Linked DNA regions of Homo sapiens: region 2 is linked to region 1. A link is an interaction called in ENCODE POLR2A ChIA-PET data of the cell type or tissue named here. Cell type or tissue: OCI-LY7. All regions are shown on one strand. Links, peaks and the distances in the headings refer to the core of each region. The heading gives the core; the rest is flanking DNA.

What was found. ChIA-PET counts read pairs that join two places held together with the same protein. Peaks named below come from ENCODE experiments on the same cell type or tissue, not always from the same donor. Only the 100,000 strongest peaks of a DNase experiment are listed, where the experiment ranks them.
Region 2: POLR2A ChIA-PET joins it to region 1 with 5 read pairs; 2 of 35 experiments call an interaction of 5 or more read pairs at or near these places.

The regions. Positions count from the first base shown.
Region 1 is chr1:5,076,640-5,089,156 of GRCh38, reverse strand. It overlaps LINC02782 (long intergenic non-protein coding RNA 2782), which reads left to right. Exons shown (of 6, transcript NR_183671.1): 5 at 784-906; 6 at 2,588-2,698. Among named protein-coding and RNA genes, the nearest start is that of LINC02782, 16 kb to the left of the region's middle. RefSeq lists an enhancer at 4,448-5,647. In OCI-LY7, for the core only: no CTCF peak of the experiment used is centred there; a DNase peak (open chromatin) is centred at 7,936.
Region 2 is chr1:4,956,254-4,968,770 of GRCh38, reverse strand. No RefSeq gene overlaps it. Among named protein-coding and RNA genes, the nearest start is that of LINC02781, 11 kb to the left of the region's middle. RefSeq lists an enhancer at 2,424-3,623. In OCI-LY7, for the core only: no CTCF peak of the experiment used is centred there; no DNase peak of the experiment used is centred there.

The sequences.
Region 1 (12,517 bases), core at 5,589-9,588:
AGGGATAGCATTAGGAGATATACCTAATGCTAAATGACGAGTTAATGGGTGCAGCACACCAACATGGCACATGTATACATATGTAACAAACCTGCACGTTGTGCACATGTACCCTAAAACTTAAAGTATAATAATAATAAAATAAATAAATAAATAAAAAAATTAAGAAAATCATAAGAGAGAGAAAACATATTTACTATTCATTAACTGGAAGTGGACCATTATAAAGGTTTTCATTCTCATTGTCTTCATGTTGAGTAGGCTGAGGAAGAGGAGGAAGAAGAGGAGTTGGTCTCACTGCCTCAGAGGCAGCAGGGGGACCCATGTAGTTCAAACCCCTATTGTTCAAGGGTCAACTATATATATATTGTATATGTCATATATAATATATATATCATATATATCATATATTATGATGATGACAGCATCTTGTTTCTAATTTTAGATTTGGGGAGTACATGTGCAGCTCTGTTACAAGGGTATATTGCATGATGCTAAGCATTGGGCTTCTATTGAAAACCTGTCACCCATATAATGAACATAGCACCACCCAATAGGTAGTTTTTCAGCCCTTTCCCTCTTCCCTTTTTTGGAGTTCCCGGTGTCTATAGTTTCTATTTTTATGTCCATGTGTGTCCCATTGTTTAGCTCTACTTACAAGTGACAACATGTAGTATTTAGTTTTCTGTTTCTGTGTTAATTCACTTAGGATAATAGCCTCCAGCTGCATCCATGTTGCTGAAAATGACATGACTTTTATCTTTTTTTTTTTTTTTTTTTTAGACAGAGCTTCACTCTTGTTGCCCAGGCTGCAGTACAATGGTGCGATCTCAGTTCACCACAACCTCCGCCTCCCGGGTTCAAGTGATTCTCCTGCTTCAGCCTCCTGAGTAGCTGGGATTACAGGCATGCGCCACCACACCTGGCTAATTTTGTATTTTTAGTAGAGATGGGGTTTCTGCACATTGTTCAGGCTGGTCTCGAACTCCCAACCTCAGGCGATCCACCCGCCTTGGTCTCCCAAAGTGCTGGAATTGCAGGTGTCAGCCACCATGGCTGGCTGACTTTGTTCTTTTTTATGGCTGTGTAGTATTCCATGGTGTATATGTACCACATTTTCTTTATTTAATCTGCTGTTGATGGGCACCTGGGTTGATTCCATGTCTTTGCTATTGTGAATTATGCTGTGATGAACTTACAATTGCAGGTGACTTTTTGGTAGAATGATTTGTTTTCCTTTGGGTATATACCCAGAAATGGGATTGTTGGGTTGAATGGTAACTCTATTTTTTTGTTGCTTGAGAAATCTCTAAACTGCTTTCCACAGTGGCTGAACTGATTAGGCATTCCCACCAACAGTATGTTAGCATTCCCTTTTCTCTGCAACCTTGACAACATCTGCTATTTTGTGACTTTTTAATAAAAGCCACTCTGACAGGTGTGAGACGGTATCTCATGGTTTTGATTTGCATCTCTCTGACGATTAGTGATGTTGAGCATTTCTTCATATGTTTGTTGGCCACTTGTATATCTTCTTTTGAGAAGTGTCTGTTCATGTCCTTTGCCCACTTTTTAATGGGGTTGTTTTCTTCTTATGGATTTAAGTTCCTCATGGATTCTGGATATTTGTTCTTCATTGGATGCATAATTTGCAAATATTTTCTCCCATGCCATTGTCTGTTTACTCTGTTGACAGTTTCTTTTGTTGTGTGGAAACTCTTTAGTTTAATTAGGTCCCACTTGTCATTTTTGTTTTTGTTTCATTTATTTTTAAGGACTGAGTCATAAATTCTTTGCCTAGGCCAATGGATGACAACATTTTTCTATGGCTAAAACATACTAAACTGGGCCATATGTATGGATACAGGAATTTATAGTACAAGTATAAAACCATTGATGAGAAGGATCCAAACCTACTCTAATATAGTGGTCATATTTGGAAATAGGCTCAGGCAAGGGTCTCAAGGGAGCTTCAGGCTTGGGGTGGACACAGAGATGCATCACCCAGGCTCCATTCTGGGAGGGCTTTGCTGCCGAGCAGCAGGAAGTGTGTTGGCAGACAGGCCCCGGCTGAAGCTCCTTCAGCGGCAGGCCCAGCAGCCAAACTGCCCTGCTCCAGGTCTCATCTTCCCAGGGCAGCCACACCCAGGGACTGAGCAAGGCAGGGGGACAGAGGCCACTCGCTGCTGGGCGACTTGCTCCAGGGCTCCTGGTCAGTACTCCGTTGAGCTGCCTGGTGGTTCCCTTTCCCCCTCTGCTCAGTTCTGCTCTCTCTCTCATCCCTTCCTTTGGGATCTAGTATCCCAAACTCAGTCTCAGTGACTGCTCTCTGAAAACCCCACCTGCAACAAACTGTATTGGCACTGTTACATTTCTTTAAAACCATTGTTCTAAATATAAACAGTAAATACAGCCATGCAAGTGTGTTCTGTCCTTAGGGAGCTGAAACACACAGACTTGTTTATTTGATCACATCTACATTCACTAGGGAGAAGATCACTAGAGGTTTACATATTTACAGATTTTGAGTTTTATTTTCCTTTTATTAACATAAATACAGTTTTGCTCATTGAAGTTCTTATTTCAGAGCCTGACTTTCTCATCGAAACCATGGCTGCTTGGACCCAGGCTCTCCCCATGAGGTAATAAATGTGCAAGCACTTTGCAGGGAAAATAAGTGCCTGACACCTGACATAAACACGTTTGTTTCCTTTTTATTCTCATCATCATCACCATCATCGTCATCAAAACTACCTAAAAACACAATGATGGAGCAGTGGAGTGAAAATGACAAGGTGTGTGTGTGTGTGTGTGTGTCTGTATGTGTGTGTTGCCATAGTTTCCGGATAGCCTATTAGTCTATGTTAGTCTATTCGTCGGCTTGGGCTGCCCATAACAAAACACCACAGTCTGGGTGACTTAACCCATTTCCCATTTAGGGAAAAAAAAAAAAATTGCAGCTTGCTGCCAGTGCAGTATTCTTGGGGCAAATGGGAAATGGGTTAACAACAGAAATTTATTGTCTCCGTTTTAGAGGCTGGAAGTCTCAGATCCAGGTGCCAGCTGAGAGGTGAGGGCTCTGTTGCTGGCTTACAGACAGCCACCTTCTTGCTGCATGCTCATGTGACCTCTTCTTTTTGTACCTACAGAGAGTGCCCAAGCTCCAGCATCTCTTCTTCTAAGGACACTAATTCCACTGGATTAATTCCACCCTTATGAACTCATTTAACGTTAATGACCTTTTATAGGCTGCATCTCCAAACATAGTCACATGGGGGTTAGAGTTTAAACACACGACTTTGGGAGGGACACAAATGGTGAATACAGAGAGGACTGAGTTTGATTCCCTAAGAAGCAGAATCTAAAGTCTTGAGTTGTTGAAGGTGAAAGCACTGACACTAGAGGAAAGGACAGGATGCGAGGGAGAATGCAGGAGGAGAAGCCTGCTAAATCTTTAGCATAAAAAACACAGTCAGGAAGCTAGAATTCAGAGGGAGACCCATCCATGCCAACCTCCATGATGTCAGGTGTAGCCTTTTGCTTAGTCAGAGAACTTGCCCCTACAGAAGGCTTAACTCCTGCACACGCACCACACAGTAGTAACAAGCCCCCAACACCTCACAGCAAAAATCATCAGTGAAGACAAAGGCAACAAGAAATGCAAGAGCAGAGTCATTTTTGGAGAATGATCTTGTCCAGGTCCAATGAGAGAGGGAGTTGGGACATGCCAGTAGAAACCAGAACTGTTATTCTCACTCATCTGCTGAGATCCAAGGGTCTCATTTCTTTTAGGGTTTTCCTGAAGGCATCCATTTTCAGCCTCATAATTTTTAGGCTCTGTCACAGCAGTTTATGAGAGTAATTATGTTTATCCTTTATTTGGCTAAAACTAATGAACCAATGATAAACAACTCAGCATTTTCTTCTCTGTTGAATAATGAATATTAATTAACCTGTCAAAAAAGGACTGGCACTCATTACCAAATATAGCATTGACTCATTTGCATGCCAAGGCATGGAAAGGCTGCCACGGGTTTTGAAAGGTAAGTGTGTTCAGATGCTGTCAGAGCACTTGCATTGCCTATGGAACCAGTTTGTGGTCTCAGCCACAGGAGCTACGAGGCACCGAGTTTTGGCCCCAAACACCTGACTGGAATTTGAATCTTCTGTTGGCATCATAGCCGCTCATCAAACTTCTCAGTGGTTGATTTGAAAATGTCTGTGCTTGGAAAATGTGCCACCAGCAAGCACCAGGAACTCGGCCAAGGGCAACTGCAGTGCCATCTTTGGTGACATATGGTGGTATCTGCATTTTGATAGAGCCAACATATGGATTCTAGGCTTCTCCTCTTGGGAGGAAGGATGGTGTGGTGAAGAAGGAGCTGTTGATCCATGAATTGGGCATCTGCATAAACACAGTGTATTTGGCCTGGGCATTGAGTTGGCTTTATTCTGAGCATTCTTCAGGTGGCATTTGGAAAGGCTGTATCTCCCATTAGATAAGCAATGGGCGGTTTGACCTGGCCAAAAGGGAGCAATAAAATAAGGATAAGTGTCATGTTGTTTTTGTATTTTTATAAGACTTCAGGAAACACTTTTTAAAATACAAAACAGAACTGACTTGCAGGAAATAGTAGGAAATTCAATGATTTCATATTATGAGGCAGAATTTTTAAAAATAAAAATTAATCTTGAGTGAATGGGAATGTGAAAGGAAGAGAATAAAATACTAAATTTTTTTGGCCAGACATTCCTCGACTAATGGCTCATTCCTGTAATCCCAGCACTTTGGGAGGCTTAGGTGGAAGGATTGCTTAAGGCCAGGTGTTCAAGTCTAGCCTGGGTAACATAGTGAGACCCCCATTTCTAAAAAAATTTTAAAAATTATCTGGGCATGGTGGTGCATGCCTGTAGTCCCAGCCACTTGGGAGACTGAGGTAGGAGGATTGCTTGAGTCTAGGAGTTTGAGGCTGCAGTGAGCTATGATCTTGACACTGCACTCCAGCAGGACAACAGAGCAAGACCCTGTCAAAAAAATATTAACTTTTCTGGGATCATGAGGAAGGACTCCCTCACTTTATCCCTTAACTCAGCCATAGTTTCAAGGGACCATGTGGAATCAGGAAGGTCAACTGGGCATGTCCTGACTTGCCCTTTAGGACCTGGGCTGGTCTCTGCCCCTTCACTCAGAATGCTGACACATAGGACACTCAACTGAGAATCAACTGCTCAGGGCCAATTTTTTTTTTTTAATTACCAAAGAGAAAACCAAAGTTATAAAGCATTTATGACTCAGACTGACATTGCCCCTCATTTATCTACTCCCAGGCCTGAACAGTGCTCTTTCTACTCTATCAGCTTAGCTATGCCTTGAAATTGAAGAATAGAGACGAGAGCAAGGGGTAGGAGAGAGAGAAGAAGAGAAAGAGACAGAGAGCGCGCACGAGAGAGAGAGAGAGAGAGAGAGAGAGAGAGAGAGAGAACAATACCGGGAATGAAACAGTGGTGTCATTTTTGTGCATGGTAAGGTAGTGTGGGGTTTAGAGGGAACATAGTCCACACCAACATTCTCACTTCTGACACCAATTGCAAATTCAGGAGGTTTCCAAAACCATTCTCAATTTCAATAATTTTTTAGGACTTGCAGAACTCAGTGAAAGGTGCTGTTATAGTTTATCATGAGAAACTGCTGCATATTACAATCAGCCAAGGGAAGAGGCACCTGGGCAGAGTCTGGCAGGTTCAAAATATAGTTTCCAGATGATATAGTTTGGCTCTGTGTTCCCACCCAAATCTCATCTTGAAGTGTAATAATCCCCGTGAGTCTCAGGAGGCACCTGGTGGGAGGAAATTGAATCTTGGAGGTGGGTTTTTCCTGTGTTGTTCTCATGATAGTGAACGAGTCTCACGAAATCTGATGGTTTTCTGAAGGGGAGTTCCCCTGGACACGCTCTCTCTTGCCTGCCATCATGGAAGACGTTCTCACGAAATCTGATGGTTTTATAAAGGGGAGCTCCCCTACACACGCTCTCTCTTGCCTGCCATCATGTAAGACGTTCTCATGAAATCTGATGGTTTTATAAAGGGGAGGTCCCCTGCACATACTCTCTCCTGCCTGCCATCATGTAGGACATGCCTTTCCTCTTCCTTTGTCTTCTGCCATGATTGTGAGGCCTCCCCAACCATGTGGAACTGTGAGTCCATTAAACTTCTTTCCTTTATAAGTTACTCAGTCTCGGGTATGTCTTTATTAGCAGTGTGAGAACAGATGAATACACAAGGTGTCTCCTCCCTATAGAGCCCTGGACAGTGCTAACTCCTCCAAGCCATGACATGTGACAATGCACCTGGACTATTTTCCACAGGGAAGCTCACCTGTGCCTTGGTGTCAGGAGTCCACCCTCATTGTGGCTTCATGAACAGCTGCCCACATGGCTGACCTTTAGCCTCCAGCCCTCTAGAAGAGGAGTATATACTGCATGCCCCAAAGCCCTCATCACAAAGCACATTGCTAAGCTGCGCAGTGGCCAAGGCCCCAGGTAAATAGACACATCCTTATCAGAAGGGAAATGCCAAGGGCCTACACAGCATGTCTCAGCAGCTGGGGACAAAAACCAGAACTTTCTTCGGGCAAGGTTAAGTCATTTACTGTACAGGCAGTGACAATTAGCCCAATAATTTTGGGCGGGGTTTATTGAGGAATGAACTAAGATGAGGCAGAAAAGTTCTGCAAGTCCTTCTAAAAAATTATCGAAATTGAGAATGGTTTTGGAAACCTACTGAATTTGCAATTGGTGTCAGAAGTGAGAACGTTGGTGTGGACCGTGTTTCCTCTAAACCCCACACTACTTTACCATGCACAAGTGACCAAGTTATGAAGGGCCTTGAGTGCCGTGCTGGGGACTCAAGACTTTATCCTGAGAACAGCAGCAAATGGGCCCTTAAGGTGTTCAAGCAGGATCCAATATTGGTGTTAGGAAGCCAATGACCACAGGATGGAGGAGGATGGATGGGAGGCAGGGCAGGGGCAGACAAGGTGAGAAACCAAAAGCAAAGAAGGCAAGGCAACGAGCCTCCACCTCGAAAACAACCAAACTTACCCTCCAAAGGATGAGGACTTTGTCTCTGAAATCAAAACTCAGTCTCAGAATTGATTTTTTTGAAAAGTCTATTTTTTTCTTGATTTACTTATTGTCCACAGGATTGAAAATGTAAGAAAAAAAGTTGAACTTTAGAATTTAACTTTCGACATCTCTTTATTAGCAAGGCATGCTAGTAAGCAGACTGGGCTTTCAGTGTGATGCCGTGTGGAACGTGGAGGAGTCACAGGCATGTGGGTTGTGATGTCCTCAACACAGAGTGGTGTGGGGATGCAGGAAGGATGTTCCGTAAAGGGCCAGTGTGCATAGGAGATGTGAGGGGGGAGTGTGGTTCTCCCCAGCTGAACCTGGAGGAGGGACAAACATCCCTTCTCTGTTCCATGAGCACTTCTCATGAGAGAAGCTCTAGGTCATCTGGGTTTTCCTAGATAATGAGGACCTCATTTTCTTTCCACTCAGGACACTTTATGAAGACCGCTATGTCCCTCTGAATTTCTATTAAGAAATCCATTTATTTACAGGAATCTTCTAAGAGCACTTTCTGTTAACCATACGAATGGTGTAGGTGAGGAAAAATAATATTCTCCACTTCATGAGTTCTTAGCTGAGACTCCCGGGAAGAATAAAACAGATTATCAAGAGGAAAATGGACAGAAGTTGAATTGCATGTACAAGTATATGTTCTGTACACATGAGAAATAACCCAGAGAGTTGAGTAAATCTCTAGGGTAGATCTCAAAATGGTAGTTTAAACTTCAGGCTTAAATACCATTCTTCTCTGAAACAAAGAAAGAAGGATGTGAGAAAAGACCTGTTAAAGAGACATAGCCAAAGCCTGGTGCTTTCACATGCACCTGCAGTCCCAGCTTACTTTTTCTTTAGTCGGCTCTCCTTTTTATTAAGCAATTTTATTTTTTAAGATAACTTCAATTTATCTTTAAATAGTTCTAAATCTAAAAAAGGCACCAAGATGTGAAGCCTCACTCCCCATGTCCTGTCACCCAGTTTCTCTTCCCAGAGGCAGCCACTGTTTCTACACACACTCACACACACACACTCTCTCTCTCTCTCTCTCTCCCCTTTTTCTTTTTACTTTTTTTTTTTTTCTGAGACGCAGTCTCCCTCTGTCGCCCAGGCTGGAGCGCAGTGGCACGATCTCGGCTCACTGCAACCTCCACCGCCGGGTTCAAGTGATTCTCCTGCCTCAGCCAGGATTACAGGCACGCACCACCATGCCCGGCTAGTTTTTGTATTTTTAGTAGAGACGGGGTTTCTCCATGTTGACCAGGCTGGTCTCGAACTCCTGACCTCAGGCGCTCTGCCCGCCTCGGCCTCCCAAAGTGCTGGGATTACAGGCGTAAGCCACGGCACCAGGCCCCCTTTTTCATTTTTTAAAATCATACAACAGTAGCATATGCTACACATTTTGCCCCTGACTTTTGTTTCCATTTTATTATATATCTTGTTGTTTCCCTCGTAGTTCATTTAGGAAGCATTCTTGCCCCTCCGTATAGCTGCATAACATTCCACTTCATGGATAGCCCAGTATTCACTTGATCAATCCCCTTTTGTTGGATATATAGGTTGCTTGCTGAGGGATCTCGTAAGTATGTTGCAGCCCTTGAGTCCACTGGTAAAAATCTTAGATGGGACTCCATTCATCTTATGGGATACATTGTAACATTACTGTGAATGGAAATCCAGTATCCTTTTGGGTGATTCAAAGGTTACTGTAATAACAGTCAATACAAAGGAAACAATGTTAATGAATTCTCCATAGATGCTTTAGCCTGTCCCAGGTGAAGCTTGTTGAGGCTGCTCTAGCGTGTTAAAGGCATAGTACCTCCCACTGGGGACTTTCTTGGAGAGACTCAGTATGTCAAATCATCACGGAGGGTGACAAATGTGAGTGTGGGAAACAGCCTGGTTCAAACGAGCATGTTCAGCTCAACCACCACCTGGCTGTGTGTGTCCAAACAAAACAGGTGTCTTGCCTGATTTGTGTCTCGGTTTCCTCACTAGTTAAATGGGGATTATGGAACTGGGTGTGGTGGCTCATGTCTATAATCCCAGTGACTCAAGAGCCTGAGGCAGGAGGATCACTTGAGCCCAGGAATTTGAGGCCAGCCTGGCCAATGTAGTGAGACCCCACCTCTGTTTAAAAAAAAAAAGAGAGAAAAGAAAAAGAAAAGAAAAGAAAAGAAAAAGGCAGGAAAAGGACCTTAAACAAAGCTAAGCCTTGTTATATAGATTTAAGTCGATGCCTTCTTCATTGATGAAGGCTCTTTAGTGATATGGGGGTCAACCTAGCAATTCTCTCCCTGGTGCAGAGAGGGAGACACCCTTCCAAAAGGAGATTTATTTTACAGATGTAAATCTCTCTTGCAAAAGGGTAGCTTTTTAGTCATATTTGTTTTGGGGGTGGCATGTTTTGTTCTCCAGCAATAGCATTGCATTACCAATAGTTTGAAGGCAGGTCATTGGGCTCGATATTTTTATTTCTGTTCTGTATTTCTTCATCCTTGGGGAGCCACAAAATATGTTAATGGGTAATGGAAGAAGGGTAGAGAAGGCATCCATAAAACACAAACCACACTTGAAATCCTGATGATTTGGACTGGAATATTCTGATCTGCCCCTGAGGTGAGTCCTTTGCAGGAATCCGGTGCTTTTGGATGCAGAATGTGCCATGGAAGAACTCCAGAGACACCTGGAAGACAACACTGTACATACTCTCGTTCAAAAAGCATCCACAAAAACTCCCTTATCTGCAAGGCAGGCAGCAAATCTCTAGGAGACAGGAGGAAAAGAGTCAAGGAGCCAGAGGATACCAGCTCGCTGAGCAAGCAAAGCCTTGGCAGAATCACTGAGAGGGAACCTGTACTTACATTAACACTTCTGTTATAATTCAGTGACGTTACAAGAAGCAACAAGAAATGACTGATTAAGACTCATTGGAAAGAGGTTCTAGTGCAACTTCCCAGAGTACAAACAAAGCTGAGTGATCCATAAGACACATCTCTGTCCCCCAAAGACAGACAGAGACTCCACAGGAGGGGTGTCTCCAGGGACCTCGCCCCCCAGAGAGGTAGAGACAATGGGCAATAGTGAGTTGGATGCAGAGTGGAGACACCCACAGGGTCATTGCCATCTCTCTGTGGCATGGGGATTCATTACACGTATCGCTACAGAATGGAAAATGTGCCATTGGGGGAAGCTTGGATTGATTATTTAAATGAAGGCTCATAAGATAGGTTAAAGAAGACAGTATTCTAAAAATAAATAAGCCAAATTATCCTTCATCTTCAATTTATTTAGCCACTAATAGTTTTTTAAAAAAGGTTCTCAGAAGGAAGGATAATTAGCATTTCAGGAGACTGTTGTGGTCACTGTTGCTAGAGGGCAGGTTTGGCTGATGCCGTCCAGGCTCTGATCACAGACTTGCTTTTGGCTGGTGCAGGTTGGTCTGTGTGACTAGAGTGCCATCCATCCCAGGACCACCGTTTTCCAGGTTTATGACTCATTTTTTTCCACACCAGTGATGATACCAATTGCCCAGGGAAAGGGTTTTCTAGACAAATATGGCTGCCTTTTCAAATCACCAAAATGCATCATACATATTTATTAAAATTCTTTCTTCATACCCACCCTTTTTTTGGGAGATTCTCACATAAGCTTCCTTGGCTGCCATAACAAAAAACACCACAGTTAGAGTGGCTTAAACAACAGAAATTTATTCTCTCTGAGTTCCAGAGGCAGAAGTCCAACATCAAGGCATTGGCAGCAGGTTGAATCTGTCCGTGCCTCTCCCCAGCTGCTAGTGGTGGCCGGCGATCTTTGCTTTCTTTAGCTTGTTGGAACATCACCTTGATATCTGCTTGTGTGTTTCCATGGCTGTCTTCTCCCTATGTCTTTTTGCATCATCTTTCCTCCGTGCACATCTGTCTCTGTGTTCAAAGTTCCCTTTTATAAAGACACCAGTTATGGTGGATAAAGGCCCTCATTTTGACTTGATTCTATCTGTAAAGATCCTGTTTCCAAATAAAATCACATTCCAAGGTGCTGCATTTTTGTCTTTTCTTGAGGGACATAATTCAACCCATAATAGCCTTGCATTTGATTTCTGTAATGTTTGACTTCTTTCATGTTATCAGAGAAAGAAACTGAATTCCTGATGACCAAATGAAGCGCTGAAAGACCCACGTGGAAACTGCAGACCCTTCATGAATGCTGTTGGGTGGGTGGCCACCAGATTTTATTTGTCTGTTTCCTCTATGGCTGTTTGTAGCCCCCACCCATCCAGCTGCATAGCATTGTTCATAGGGCAGAGCATTAGCTAGAAAGGGTAGAGAGAGCTGCAGAAAAGGAAGAGTCTCATCTGCCAGCTTGGCTGGCATTGTCTTTTTTTTTTTCCCCCCTGTTGTAGGATTAGGAGAGTGAGGGTTCCATACCATGTTCTGCCATATTGTCAAGGAAATTACAGATTTTGCATATAGCAGCACAGAACCATCCAAAGTCAATAATGATAATTACAGCGCCTTCAAACTTGATTTCCCTGGCACTAAATGGACTGTGACTGGTGCATTTCTGGAAAACATCGCCCCACATCTTACTTGGTGGCACTTACATACATACAATGATGTTTTGTCCCGATTGAGTACAGCAAACTGGGTTCAGTGGAGTGAGCACTCGGCAGCTAAAGGTGCTGTTGTGGCTTTGGAGGGAGAGATGACTTGGGAAGAATAAATACAGGTAGAGATGGAAAGAAAAAAAGACCCCTAGGAAATGAAGTGCCCTGGCAAAGGTTGGTGGAGCTGGCAGTGAACCTGGAGGAAGTACAGAGGCCCAGAAAGGAGTAAAGGTCTATCTTCCTGCCCAGTGTCTGCCTCAGGTGCGCTCTTCTGACTTCTGAACTTCACAGTGCAGAGTTTAGAACAGCATCAAAGAGCACTGGCTTTACGATCAGGCAGACCTGGATATAGAGCCCAGATCAGACACTTCCCAGCTGTGTGACTTTATATAAATGTTTCATTTTCCCACTTACTCTAATGGAAATGTTCAGACTTGTCTCAGAGAATTGGGATTAAAAGTAATAAAAATGGGGACATAGGAAAAATGTACAGCATATGGGAGGATAAAGTGGTTCCTTTTATAACCTGCTGCTTAGATGACAGGGTGGTCTGTGCTGGTGAATAAGGAAAGCTTGTGAACTAGAAGCTGGGCACAAGAATCTTTGGACCACTCCAAAGACTATGGGAATCTAAAAGATGTTAACTATGATATTGTGACCTGGTAGGGAGGTCTCTGTTTTGAGATTCTAGAGCTGTTTAGAACAACAGCAGCAACATAAGCATGACAAATAACACTTATTTAGTCCTCCCACAAGGGTTACAAATAAATCTACTGCATTCTTCAAC
Region 2 (12,517 bases), core at 3,714-7,713, 120 kb after region 1:
ATAAAACTTGGGACCCCAAAATCACTAAGTCAAGGGGAAGTCAAACTGGGAACTTCAGCAGGCAAACCCACCTCCCAATCTATTCCTGAATAAGATGGCTATGAAGATAAAAAAGATACACACCTCCCTCACAATCTGCCCATGTATCAATCCATTCTCCTACTGCTATGAAGAAATACCTGAGACTGGGTAATTTATAATTTATTGGACTCACAGTTCCACATGGCTGGGGATGCCTCGCAATCACGGCAAAGGCAGAAGAGCAAAGGCACACCTTACATGGTGGCAGGCAAGAGAGCATGTGCAGGGGAGCTGTCCTTTGTAAAAACCATCAGATCTCATGAGACTTATTCACTATCATGAGAAAAGCATGGGAAAAACTTGCCCCCATGATTCAATTACCTCCCACCAGGTACCTCCCATGATACATGCGGATTACGGGAGCTACAATTAAAGATTAGATTTGGGTGGGGACACAGTCAAACCATAACAGCCCACAAGGAAATTCCTAGTGGACAAAGGACAGACAGAACTCAAAGTCATCCCTCTGCTCACCTGTGACAGACATGTATCTGATTGTTTCCTCTGCCCTATTGTTTCACTGAGCCAGACTAAGGCCTACATGACTATTTGTCTAACCCCCACTCACATGGAAATTGTGTCTTCAGTGAAAGGCTGATCAGAGACTCAAAAGAATGCAACTGTTCATCTCTCATCTACCTACAACCTGGAAATGCTCTCCCCACTTTGAGTTGTCCAGCCCTTCCGGACCAAACCAATGGACATCTTACAGGTATTGACTGATGTCTCATGTCTCCCTAAAATGTATAAAGCCAGCTGTGCCCCGACCACCTTGGACACATGTCATCAGGACCTTGTATGGTTGTGTCACAGGTGTGTCTTTAACCTCAGCAAAATAAACTTTTGAAATTGATTGAAATCTGTCTCAGATACTTTTGGCTTAACACTGTCAAGGCCCAAATCTGCAGGGTGGGCAGGCAGGCTGGAGGCTGGGGAAGAAGCCCAAGCTGCAGGAAAAGTCCAAAAGTGCCTGTGGCTTCATTGCCCCTGCTTGGAGGCCAGTCTTTTCCTTGTAGGGTCTTCACCTGATTGGGTGAAGCCCACCTGCATCATGAAGGGCCACCTGTTTCCCCGAAATCTGCTGATGTCAATGTTAATCTCATCCACAAACGCCTTTGTGAAAACATCCAGAATAATGCTTGACCACATATCCGGGCACCGTGGCCCAGCTAAGCTGACACGCTAAATGAACCATCACAAGCTCCTGTTCTAAAGGCTTGGGATGTTGTCACAAACAAACGGAACTTACTTGGCAGCATTGAAGATAAATGATGAACAATAAGCAGTTTCATATGTCGGGCAGTGATGGCTGCCATGGAGAAGAGGCATAGCAAGGTGAGATGGTACCTGCAGTGTGTGAGTGGGAAGGGGTCATCGTAAACGGGGTAGTCAGAGTCAGCTTCCTGGAAAAGGCTGGTGTGAGCAGAGAGTGCAGGGGCCAACCAAGTGAGCCAGGAGGCATTCAGGAAAGGACTTTCAGGGTAAGGGGACAACCATGGGGGGTGCCTGGAGGAGCAGCAGAGGCCGGGGTGGGGGCAGCTGGAGCAGAGGGAGCAGGGGAGAGCAGTGGGAATGGAGGTTGGGGAAGTCAGTGAGACCAGCTCCAGGATGGTTGGAAGCCTTCTCAGTGTGAGAATTACGGTGATTACAATGATGTGGTTATTACATTAGACATAGCATGGACTCAAGAGTCGGATGAATTCCAGCTCAGTCCCCAGCTTCTCCACGTCCTAGCTGCGTGGACATCAGCCCATCAGTGAGTGTCTTTCTGCCTGGGTTTCCTTACCTGCAAAATCAGATGCTTATAGTACCCACCTTGGAGGGTGGCCGTGAGAAGAAACACAGTTGCCCAGCTGCAATGTCACAAGCCCAGTGGGTGAAGGTGCTTTCATCTTTGCTCCTTTGATCTTCCTCTAAGGGACTTTGGGTGTCTTCCAACATTCAGTTGGAACTGTGTTTAAACAATACATTTTAAACCCCAAGTGTCCTTCCCTACTTGCCATGCCATGATGTATCGGGAACTACTAATGCTGGGTGCACGCGTGCTTCGGCAGATCTTATAGTCATCCTTCTTCTGCCTGTGCCTGCACTTGAACTGTATGTCCACCATCACTGGTCACTGATTAGGAAAGGTGCAGCTGCACAGCCAAGATGGTGCATGTGTGCTCAGTCACACAGAATTGTAAATATTCTCCAACCCACCGTGGGATGCTGCCTGCAGCCACCCTCCTACCCTGTACAGGGGAGCTGGAAGGCAAGATCCAGAAGTCCAGGGAGCACAGCTGCCAAGAACAGCAACAACGACCTTAAGGCAGGTGCAAGGGTGGTGATCCACCGTAGATCGTCTAGAACTTCCTGTCAATTTGGGTGCTTCTGACTTGACTTTTAAAAAATTTTAATTTCTGTTGCCTATTATTTTTAGTGGCTCAATTTTAAAACCCATATCTCCTGCTCTTCTTCTTTAAAGTTTCTGGGTCAGTCTAAATGAAGAGTATCTTGAGGACAAGACGCTAAAAAAAGTTATCATTGGCAACTTATCTACATGAATCAAAATTTTCACATTTTTTCTGCCACCAAAATATTGGAAACTATGATTAGTATAAGTGTGCTTTTTTTTCATGTACAACTCTCAGTTTCAATTTTGGTTCTCCTCATTCTCCTTTTTAGCTAGTTTTGCTTTAAGATAATTAAATGTAATAACTTTAGACTTGTAAAATAAACGTCTACTGATATAATACCAGCTTACTCTGTTGTCTCCGTGTGAGATTTCCTCCAGGCTCTGCTGGGTGAAAAGCAGTTTGACACGCACATTGCTTGTGCTTTCCTGACAGGCAGCTCTTTTGTTCCTCCAATTCCCAGTTATCCTTTTCTTAAAGAGGTACTTCTTGTTTGTTTGTTTTTCTTTGACTTGAAGGAAGTGGAATTCCTGTATTAGCAATGAAAATGAGAAAGAATCCCAGGGCAGCCAGAGCTGTCTTTGAGTTTGTGGCACTTAGACTGTTTCCCCTGGCTAGTTCCTCCCTCTGTGCCTGAGCTGAGGGAGTCTGGAATCACAGAAATTAGGGTGTGCAGGCAGAAGGTTACAGTCATTCTCGAAGATTAGAAAACCCAGACTCAGCAATGGGGGCACTCACCTGGGCAGCATAGGTAGGTGTAATAGCTACAGGGCTGGGCCCCTCGCTGTCCACTGTGGTCACTGGTTGATTGACTGGGCCTCTGGGGCACAATCAAAGGGGTGTCCAGATGACAAAAGACAGGGAGCAAATTCCCTTCCTGTTGACTCATCCAAACTGCAGAGGTGATCAGCAGAGAAATGTGGGTTGGTGATAAAAGGAAGAAAAGAATCAATAATAATAAATGATAGTGATGATTATCTGTATTGGTCTTGACAACGAAAATGGCCCCTATCACTTCCCTAGTGCTTGTTATATTCCAGGTGATGTGACCAGCCAGGCAGTGCTCACCCTCCATCCCCAACCCACCCAAGTGCCCCGCGCCCGCTTCTCGGATGAGAAGGGGGTTGCTGGGGGAGGGGTCTGAGACCTCACAGCCTCCAAGGTCCCAGGCTGGTCCCCGGCGTGAGGAGGGAAACTGCAGATGTGGATTTGACCAATTGAATCCTGACCTCCCAGAGCTCAGGAAAATGCTCTCTGGAGGAGGACTCTGTGTGACAATGCCCATCTCCCGGTATCTCTTGGTGCCTCGAGGAAACTGTTTGCTCTTCTGTGAACAGAATCCAGGCCAAGGAAGTAAAGGGAGAACGGCAGCCCCTCCTGAGGCTGTGATTAAGGACTTCATGGAGAGAAACACATCGCTCCTGGGACACCAGCCCTGAGGAAGCACCAGCTCTGGGACCTGCAGGGCTCCACTTGACCTCTTCTGCTTAATTCCAGGGTGACCTTCAGAGAGTGGACTCCAAGCAGGAGCTCACAGCAAGAGCTCCAAGCACCGCTAATGGTTCACCCCCTGGAAACCGTCTCTGTTTAGACCTGGGCTTCTAATAAATTAATTTTAAGATGGCAGTACAAGTTTGAAGAGGGCACCTTAGAAGGCATTTGCAGCCATGAAGGTTGACTCCGTGGTACATGTAACATTACGTGAGCTGGAGGACAGCCTGACTCCTCTTTACCTTTCAGCTGGATAATAGGAGCTAACATTCATCTTTCCAAGTAAGAGGACCAAGTGTGCTCCCAATGGTAGGAATTCCACAGACAGCAGCAGTGTGCAGCCCACGGCGTGAATTCAGGTGTCCAATATCACCTTCAGAAGCATGTGAGTGAAGGGATGGACATGAATGTGAGAGAGAGAGAGAGAGAAAGAGAGAGAAAGAAAGAGAAAGAGACAGACAGAGAGAGAAGAGGGAGCGAGAGAGAGAGATTGAGATTCACCCCTGTTATGGAAAATGTCTAGAATAGAGTTTCCCAATGCCTTATTTTTGTCTGACATTTCAAAAAGATTAGTGTGTGGGTGTCAGGTATTAATATTGATCTTCATTCATTCCTTTGGGTAAACAGCTGCTTGAACACAGCACCACTTGATTTCTTTAATTTAGAAATAGAAGGAGAAGGAAATTGCCTTTCTTTTTGTTTTGACTTGATAGCTGGAAGGGTCCTGGCTTAAGCGGGTGAGTCCATGGCAGCTGAAGCTGTCCTGAAGACATATTCATGAGTCCAACTGGCAACCCTCTTCTCTGCGATGGCTCCATGATGTTCGTCTCAGTTTCTTCAGAGGTAAAACGAATAGCCTGGGAGATGGCTCAGGTTCATAGCTCCAGCCAGAGGGTATCTTCTGCAAAACAGCCCCCAGCTGACAGGACCCCAGAAAATGTGCTGCTACATTCCAGCTTTGTGGGTGTCCCTGGCCATGGTATAGGGCAAATAATCTCTCCAGCTGCCCTCTGGGTCCTCTAGGAAGGGACATGGCTTCTCCCAAATCCTCCAGTGAGGATGGGAACAGTCCCCTGGGTAGGATGGGGCGAATCCATCTATCTGGGTAGGATAGCTGCTTCCCAGGCCTGGATGTGCTGTCAGAGGTGCAGTGAGGACTCTGGGGGAGCAGCTGGTGTCCTCCTTGTAAGCCCCATGGCCTGGGTAGGTGGTCATGAAGACCTTGCAGTAAGACTGGGGAGCAGGGGGAAGTTGTCTCCCTGCTTAACTGCTGGCGTTCACCGCATGTTCACTCCAGTAATGATTCATTTATTTGGCCTGTGTGATTGAAAATGACTGCGGCTCCGGCAGGGTGAGTCACACCGACGGGTGGTGATTAACATGAAGGGATTGGTGATGAAAGCTCATGGTCAACCTGGGTTTCTGGGAAGGATGGCACATCGTTTAGGCTTGGTGACAGGCTGTTCCCAGGGGTAGAAGCATGGACTTCCCAGGGCTCCCCCTCTAATCGCTTTCCAGAATGGTTTTGCTTTAATTGGTTGCCCCTGGTGGTCTTGGGGACCATAGGCCACGTCATGTCAGTACCAAGGATCTCCTAATTTTCAAGGAGACTCAAGGCAGCAACTTTCTCTCTAACTGACTTCTTCCAGCCAAGCGGCAACTAATTAACTCGGCAGTGCCCTCTCAGCCCTGCCTGTATCCAGAGGTGCATGCCTTTCCCTGCTGCGGTGGGGTTTTATTTGTTTGTTCATGTGTTCGGCCAGAGCACCTCCCTGGCAGATCTCCGGGCTGGGATGGGCAGCAGGGTTAGTCCCATCCTCCCAGCGGTCAAGTGCCAGCACCATCTCCAGCACCTTATCCTCGTCATAAGAGTTTTCCTTGGCAGATGGGAAGACGGACAGATGAACCTCAAAGTGCCACGTTCTCATGCTCATTGGAAAGTCTAGCAGGCAATGGCCTGGGGCTCCTTCTGCTTTGATGAGTCCTGGGTAGGTCTTGCTCATATTCTGGAACCAGAGAGACCTGCAAAGCATTTGTCTATAGCATCAAGGGTTCAAGTGTTTCTCTTGATCTAAAGTCAGAGGAAGAACAAAACACTACTCTGCAAGTAACTCCAAATAACGTTGAAACTGTTTGCTCCTCACAATCAATATCTGACCTCAGGAAGAATTATCCTGAAGCACTTTCTAGATTCTACCCAGAAGCTGCCAGAAAGGATGGTGGAGACGCCATACATGTGTGTATCGGGACCACACACACCTGCAGGAATGACCTCTGCCCAGGCAGCAGCGTCCAGGGCTGTGGGGAGGCAGCACCAGCTGAGCTCCTCTCAGGCAACCTTCGGGGCACCCTCACAGCATCCGCTCAACATACTCAGATCGTCAGCATCTGGCAGGTAAATGTGAGGCTGAGAGCAGGATTTGAACCCAGGCAATAGGACTCTATCTTTATGTGACTGTGCTCTGGGCAGCTTTGAATTCAATTCAAATTGAATTGGGCTCTGGGCAGCTTCAATTCAAGCTTTGAATTGAAGTCACCCCCTGAAGACATTTCATGAATATATGTTGCCTGCAGGCTCTCTCCTGGCCTCTGACTCTGTCCCTAGGATGCAGTCATCCTGCAGCACACTCAGGCCAGGTTTCTCCAGACTCAGGCTGCTTCCCAGGTTCAAGGCCTGGCTGAATGGTGTGACCTTGGCCAAGTTTCTTATCTCCTTGTGCCTCATTTTTGTTTTTTCTTTTTTTTCTTTTTGAGACAGAGTCTCGCTCTGTCTCCAGGCTGGAGTGCAGTGGTGTGATCTTGGCTCATTACAACCTCTGCCTCCCGCATTCAAGTGATTCTCCTGCCTTAGCCTCCCAAGTAGCTGGGACTACAGGCGTGTACCACCACACCCGGCTAATTTTTATATTTTTTAGTAGAGATGGGGTTTCACCATGTTGGCCAGGATGGCCTCGATCTCCTAACCTCGTGATCTACCTGACTCGGCTTCCCAAAGTGCTGGGATTACAGGCGTGAGCCACCTCACCCAGCCTCTTTTTCTTATATGTGAGTGGGGGCAACTCTGGTACCTGTCCCTTGGGGCTTTGGGGCACACCTGGTGGGTGATGTGGGCATGAAGCATGGAACTCATGTCTGCAGAGCCTGAGTGTCTGTCAGCACAAGCTCCCTGACATTATTCTACGCTGCTTGGAGCCTTGCAGGTGCCTCCCTGGGACAAAACATTGCTATTGTTTTCTTTAACAAGCACAACAATGTTATTTCTACACCAGCAATTTCTTTCCTGGTCTGTTGTCCTGGCTCATGCTCCTTGTCCTGGCTCCCTGGCTTTTGTCTGAATATGTCTTAGCAAAAATGTCTTGCTTTCAGTGGAACTTTGTCCCTCTCAAATGCTCAAAGCATTTACGTAACAAATGTCCCTGAGCTGACACCCTTCATGAGTCAACGTGCTGGATGGCATGATGTCAGGGGAATGTCAGGCACGGGCTCCGGACCCGGGAGGGATCTGGTGCATGTATGGTCCTTTCACTTCATGGAGCCCTGTCCCCTTTGGGGGTCCAGGCAGGTATGCACCTGGCCACGACAGCATACAGAGGAGACTTGGACATGTGAAAATGGAGAGTGGACGTCAACATGAAATTAAACAAGATCAAGAGTAAAAGGTGAGGAAGAGAAAGAGAAGCCCTCAGGAGCTCTTGGCTGCTGGAGAGGGAAGCACAACACAGGCTGGGTGTCGGAGAAGCGTTGGAAGCCGCAGCCGGCCTGGAGATGAGGGCAGGATGTGGATGAGCTGTGCCCATGGTGAAAGGGGGGACAGGCTGGAGGGGAAAGAGCATTTGCAGAAGGCAGAGGCAGGAGCCACTGTGGCTGGGTAGAGAGCAGCCAGGAAGGGGCAGAGAAGCCCCCTCTTAATGAGAGGCCCTTACGGTTTCTGACACAGAGCACTTCCGCGGAAATGGTTTTAGGAAAAGGCACCTGATAGCGTGGGGTGAGAGGGTCTGGAGATGGGAGACGCCTGGCAGGGTCCTCTGGGAAGACAAGAAAGCATGTGTCTCACTCTGTTGTCATCTCCTCATTTGCATTGTCCCTCAAGAACTCCTGTGGATGGAGTCTGGAGACAGAGCTTCCGGCTGAGGCCTCACAGCCCAGACAACCTCTGACTGTCCAGCAGCTGCAAAACGATGGCGCCCACCATGGGCACAGAGGAGCCAGGAGACAAACGCGGCCTCCTGAGTTCCCAGGGAAGAGGCAAGAGGGGGTAGTTGTGCGGGAGGCAGGAGCAGTTGGAACTGGGAGGTATCCCTTTGGAGGGCGTGGGCTGGAGGTTTGAGATAATCACTTTTCACACAGGAGGGATAGGCTGGACCCCAGGCGTGGCTCGCAGGGGGCTGTGTGGGGCCTGGCTTCCAGTTCCTGTCCACCCCAGGCTGGTGGGAGGTGATCTTTGGGTGATTAGAGGACTGGATGCCCTTTTGCTCTGGCCTGGGTTTCCATCCTTCTGAAATAAATTGTTTGCTTTACAGTGGAAGACATACCCTGTTCCTTTATTTTTCTAAAGCAAATCCAATCCACTCTGAGCCTCCAGTAGGCAAGAAGTCTGAGATCATCACACCATGGGCTCCTTCATCCCTGCCCTGAGTGGGATGTGGGCCCTGGTGCTTCCTGCTGCCAGGATCTGGGGTGGCCTGGACTTTTGTCCTTCTCTTTTATGGGACCAGCAGCCCAGGGTGAGCCTCCACTGAACTTCCTCCTGCCACTGTATCCCCCTCTGTCTCTCTCTCTCTCTCTATCTCCCCCCTCTTCCCTCTCCACCTCCTTCCCTTCCCTTCTCCCCTCCCCTCCCCTCCCTTCCTCTGTCCTCCCCTCCCCTCTCCTCCCCTCCTCTTCCCTTCTCTTCTCTTCCCCCTTCCCTTCCCTCCCCTTCCCCCTCCCCTTCTGTCTGTCTCTCTTCCTCCCTCTCTCTGTCTTGCTGTTTCTCTATGAGGGCTGCTGCAAAGTCCACTCAGTGAAGTCCGCTCCACAGATCTCAGGCCAGAGACACCCCTCCATACACATACAGAGGGCCCAAGGCAGCCTCTCCACGTGTTAGACAGAATAACAGCCACTAAAGTTGCCCACACTCTAATCCCAGAAACCTGTATATATGCTGTTACGTGGCAATAGGGAGTTTGCAGACAGAATTAAGGCTATGAACTTTAAAATATGGACATCATCCTGGTTTATCTGCTAGGCCCATGGTGATCCTGTAGGTCCTTGGAAAGGACGCCTGCAATGGACTGAATGGTGCCCTGTGATGCAGGAAGGAAAAGGCCGGAGACAGTTGATATGACAGTCCCTGTCGTGCTCCACTGGCCTGTCCTTGCCCAGGGGTGACGAGCACTGAGACCCCTTCCCGGGAGTGGAGAGGAGATCTCAGCAAGTGGTTGCCTCAGAGCAGTGGGCACAGGCACCTAGAATGTTAGAGAGAAAGGGCACCAGGGTGGGCTGGATGGCGGCCCCCAGGAGATCTGTCCACATCCTAATCCCAGAAGCTGAGAACATGACTTCACTTGGGAAAATGGTAATGCTATTAAATTAAGGATCTTGAGATGATATCATCCTGATTATCTGGGTGTGATCCCTAAATCCAATGGCACACAGAGAAGATACACGTAAAAAAGAGAAAGCCATGTGAGGACGGAGGCGAAGATTTGAGCGGTGCAGCCACAAGCCATGGAATGCCTGGGGCCACCAGAGGCCGGAGGAGGCCGGAAGGACCCTCACCAGCACCTTCCAAGGGAGTATGGCTCTGCCAAGACCTTCACCTTGTGTTTCTGGCCTCCAGAGCTGCACGGAAAACGAATTTCTCTGGTTTAAAGCAACCCAGCTTGTGGTAATTTGTTATAGGAGCCCCAGGAGACTGATAGAGGCACAAACATGTGGCATCAGATTCCCTGGGACAGCTTTGAAATGAATATTCTTGGCCCACTGTTAAATTAGTAAAGTAAGGATTCATAATTTCATATATTTATTTGTAGAGTTGAGGTCTCACCTTGTTGCCCAGGCTGAAGTGCAGTAGCATAATCATGGCTCATTGCAGCCTTGAACTCCTGGGCTCCAGTGATCCTCCCACCTCAGCCTTCCTAGTAGCTAGGACTACAGATACGCACCACCATGCCTGGCTAATTTTTTTGTTTGTTTTGTTTTATTTGTAGAGGTGGGGTCTAGCTGTGTTGGCCAGGCTGGTCTGGAACTCCTGGCCTCAAGTGATCCTCCCCGCTCGACCTCCCAAAGTGCTGGGATTACAGACGTGAACCACTGTGACTGGCCTAGGACTCATACTTTTTAAAAGCTCCCCAGAGGATTCTTATATAGCCATTTCATGGGTCTGTGTTTGAGAAACATTTTCTAGTTTAATTTGCTTATTTTGCAGACAGGAAAACAGAATCTCACCCCGACCCCCAGCCCATTAGGAGAGGAGGGCTCTGGCCTCAGGCCTATCAATAACTCCTAGCTGGGGGCTCATTGGTGAGTGGTCAAGAAATTGCCCAACAGCGTGGTTTCGAGGGGGCCAGCCTCACCTCTCCTGGTCTTGAGATTTTAGCTGTCCTGAGAAAGCGAAGGCTTTTGACAAGATGACCCCCCTCCCCTATTTTCCTTGCTTTTCCTTGCAATTTTCCCACAAGGAAGTTCCTGGGGGCCGCTCTTGTACCTTTGGAGCTGTGACCGGCTAAGTGTGAATATGGGACTGTGGGTGGACTTTGAGACGCCCTGTAGAGGGAGCTTGTGGTGGAGCAAGACAGGGTCCGGAGAGGAACGCAGATCAGAAACCGTTTCCACACTGGGTCCATCCACTGCTGAAGCTGGAGCCAACCTATGCCTTAGAGGTTCCGATTCCATGGGGCAGCAGAGTTCTTCTTTGTGCTCAGGCTCACTCAACTTCTGCCTTCCCTTAATTTATGTGATCTTCCTTAGCTGGGATTCAGCCTGAAAGATCCATGATGCAACTGTATTTCCAGAGAGATCTGGGGAGGACAGAGAGCATCATCCACTCCACCTTCTTCGTTAGAATAACGTAATAGGCTCACAAAATCCTCAGAACAGCAAGGAGAGACTCATGCAACTCGAATGTCTCCACCTTGGCCCTGCTCTCCCTAAGGCAGAAGAAGGACCTCAGATCCCTGGATGGGATCGGCCATGGAGCCCTGAGAAGCTGTGTTACTGTTGGTGCTATGAGTCCTCTGTCAATATTACTAATATCATTTAGTTAAATTAAATCTACTCTTCAACTATTTTGTAAGAAATCAATACTGGCATGTGCATCTCTCTTTGTCCCATCTTATTCTTTTTTGTTTGGTTGCATTTTAATGGTTCTGTATATTCAGAAAGGAAATAAAAAATGAAAGCTGCCAGGATTAATTTGTCATGGATCAATTTTCTTGTATTGGGGACAATCATGAATATATCAGAGCCCAGCTGCTCTCATGCTCTGAGGTTGTCATAATGGACTTCCATCGATATGACTTTCGAGGGTAAAATGCACCCCCTGTGACCTTCGTAGAGTCTCTCCTGTCATCCTGTCTGTGCTGAAGACAGTAAATGGTTGGGATTAGCTATTTTATGTTATGACATGCATTCTTTAATCTGAAATGTGTTTGTACCCCTGCAAACCCTGCTGCATAATGAAAATCACTTTTCCACAGTGATCAACAGCAGTCTTTAGCAGACCGTCACAATGCTGGGAACAGGGGAGGTGTGTGCAAATGACCACCATCCTACCTGCACTCTTGGATTGGGGCAGGGGTGGGAAGGAAAACCCAGCAGTTCCCAATGTGGAGAGGGATGGGCTAAGGATATGCAGCAGGAGATTTGAGGGTACAAAGCGGGGGACTCCCACCCCCGCTTTGAGGGGGGAGGTTCAGGGAAGTTTTGCCAGAGGCCTATGGGCCAGTTACGGAGGACTTTTACATCTCTCAGTGGAGAAGAGAGAAAGATTGCTGGTGGCTGGACATGGTGGGAATCTTGAAATTACAGTGGACTCTGTGGTTCTACAGACCTGGGTGCAAATCCCAACTCCACAGCTAAACAGAATCTCATCCCAGCACTCAGCTTATTAAGAAATGAGGGCCCTGGCTCCAGCTCTAACATGAATTCCTAACTTGGGGCTCATTGGTGAGTGGCCAGTGAATGGCCCAACAATGTGGTTTAGGGGAGGCCAGCCTTGCCTTCCTCTGTCCCATCTCTTCTCACTTCTTCTGGATAGGCTTAAAGCTGGGCCCAGGGGTCTTGGTCTTGGGGACCCCTATATCCTTGCCTTCAAGGCAGATGACTCTTACTGATATTCCCACATTTTCCACTCCTTTCCCTTTACCCAAGCCTGCCACCATTTGGGGGAACCCCAAATGAGTAACAACTTCTGCCTTGCTTCATTTTACATGATTCTCCTTAGCTGAGATTCAGCCTGAAAGGTCCGTGATGCCCAATATTTCTAGGGAGTTTTGAGAAAAGAGAGCATCATCAGCTCCACTTTATCCATTAGAATAATGCAATAGTCCCACAAAATCTTAAGAACA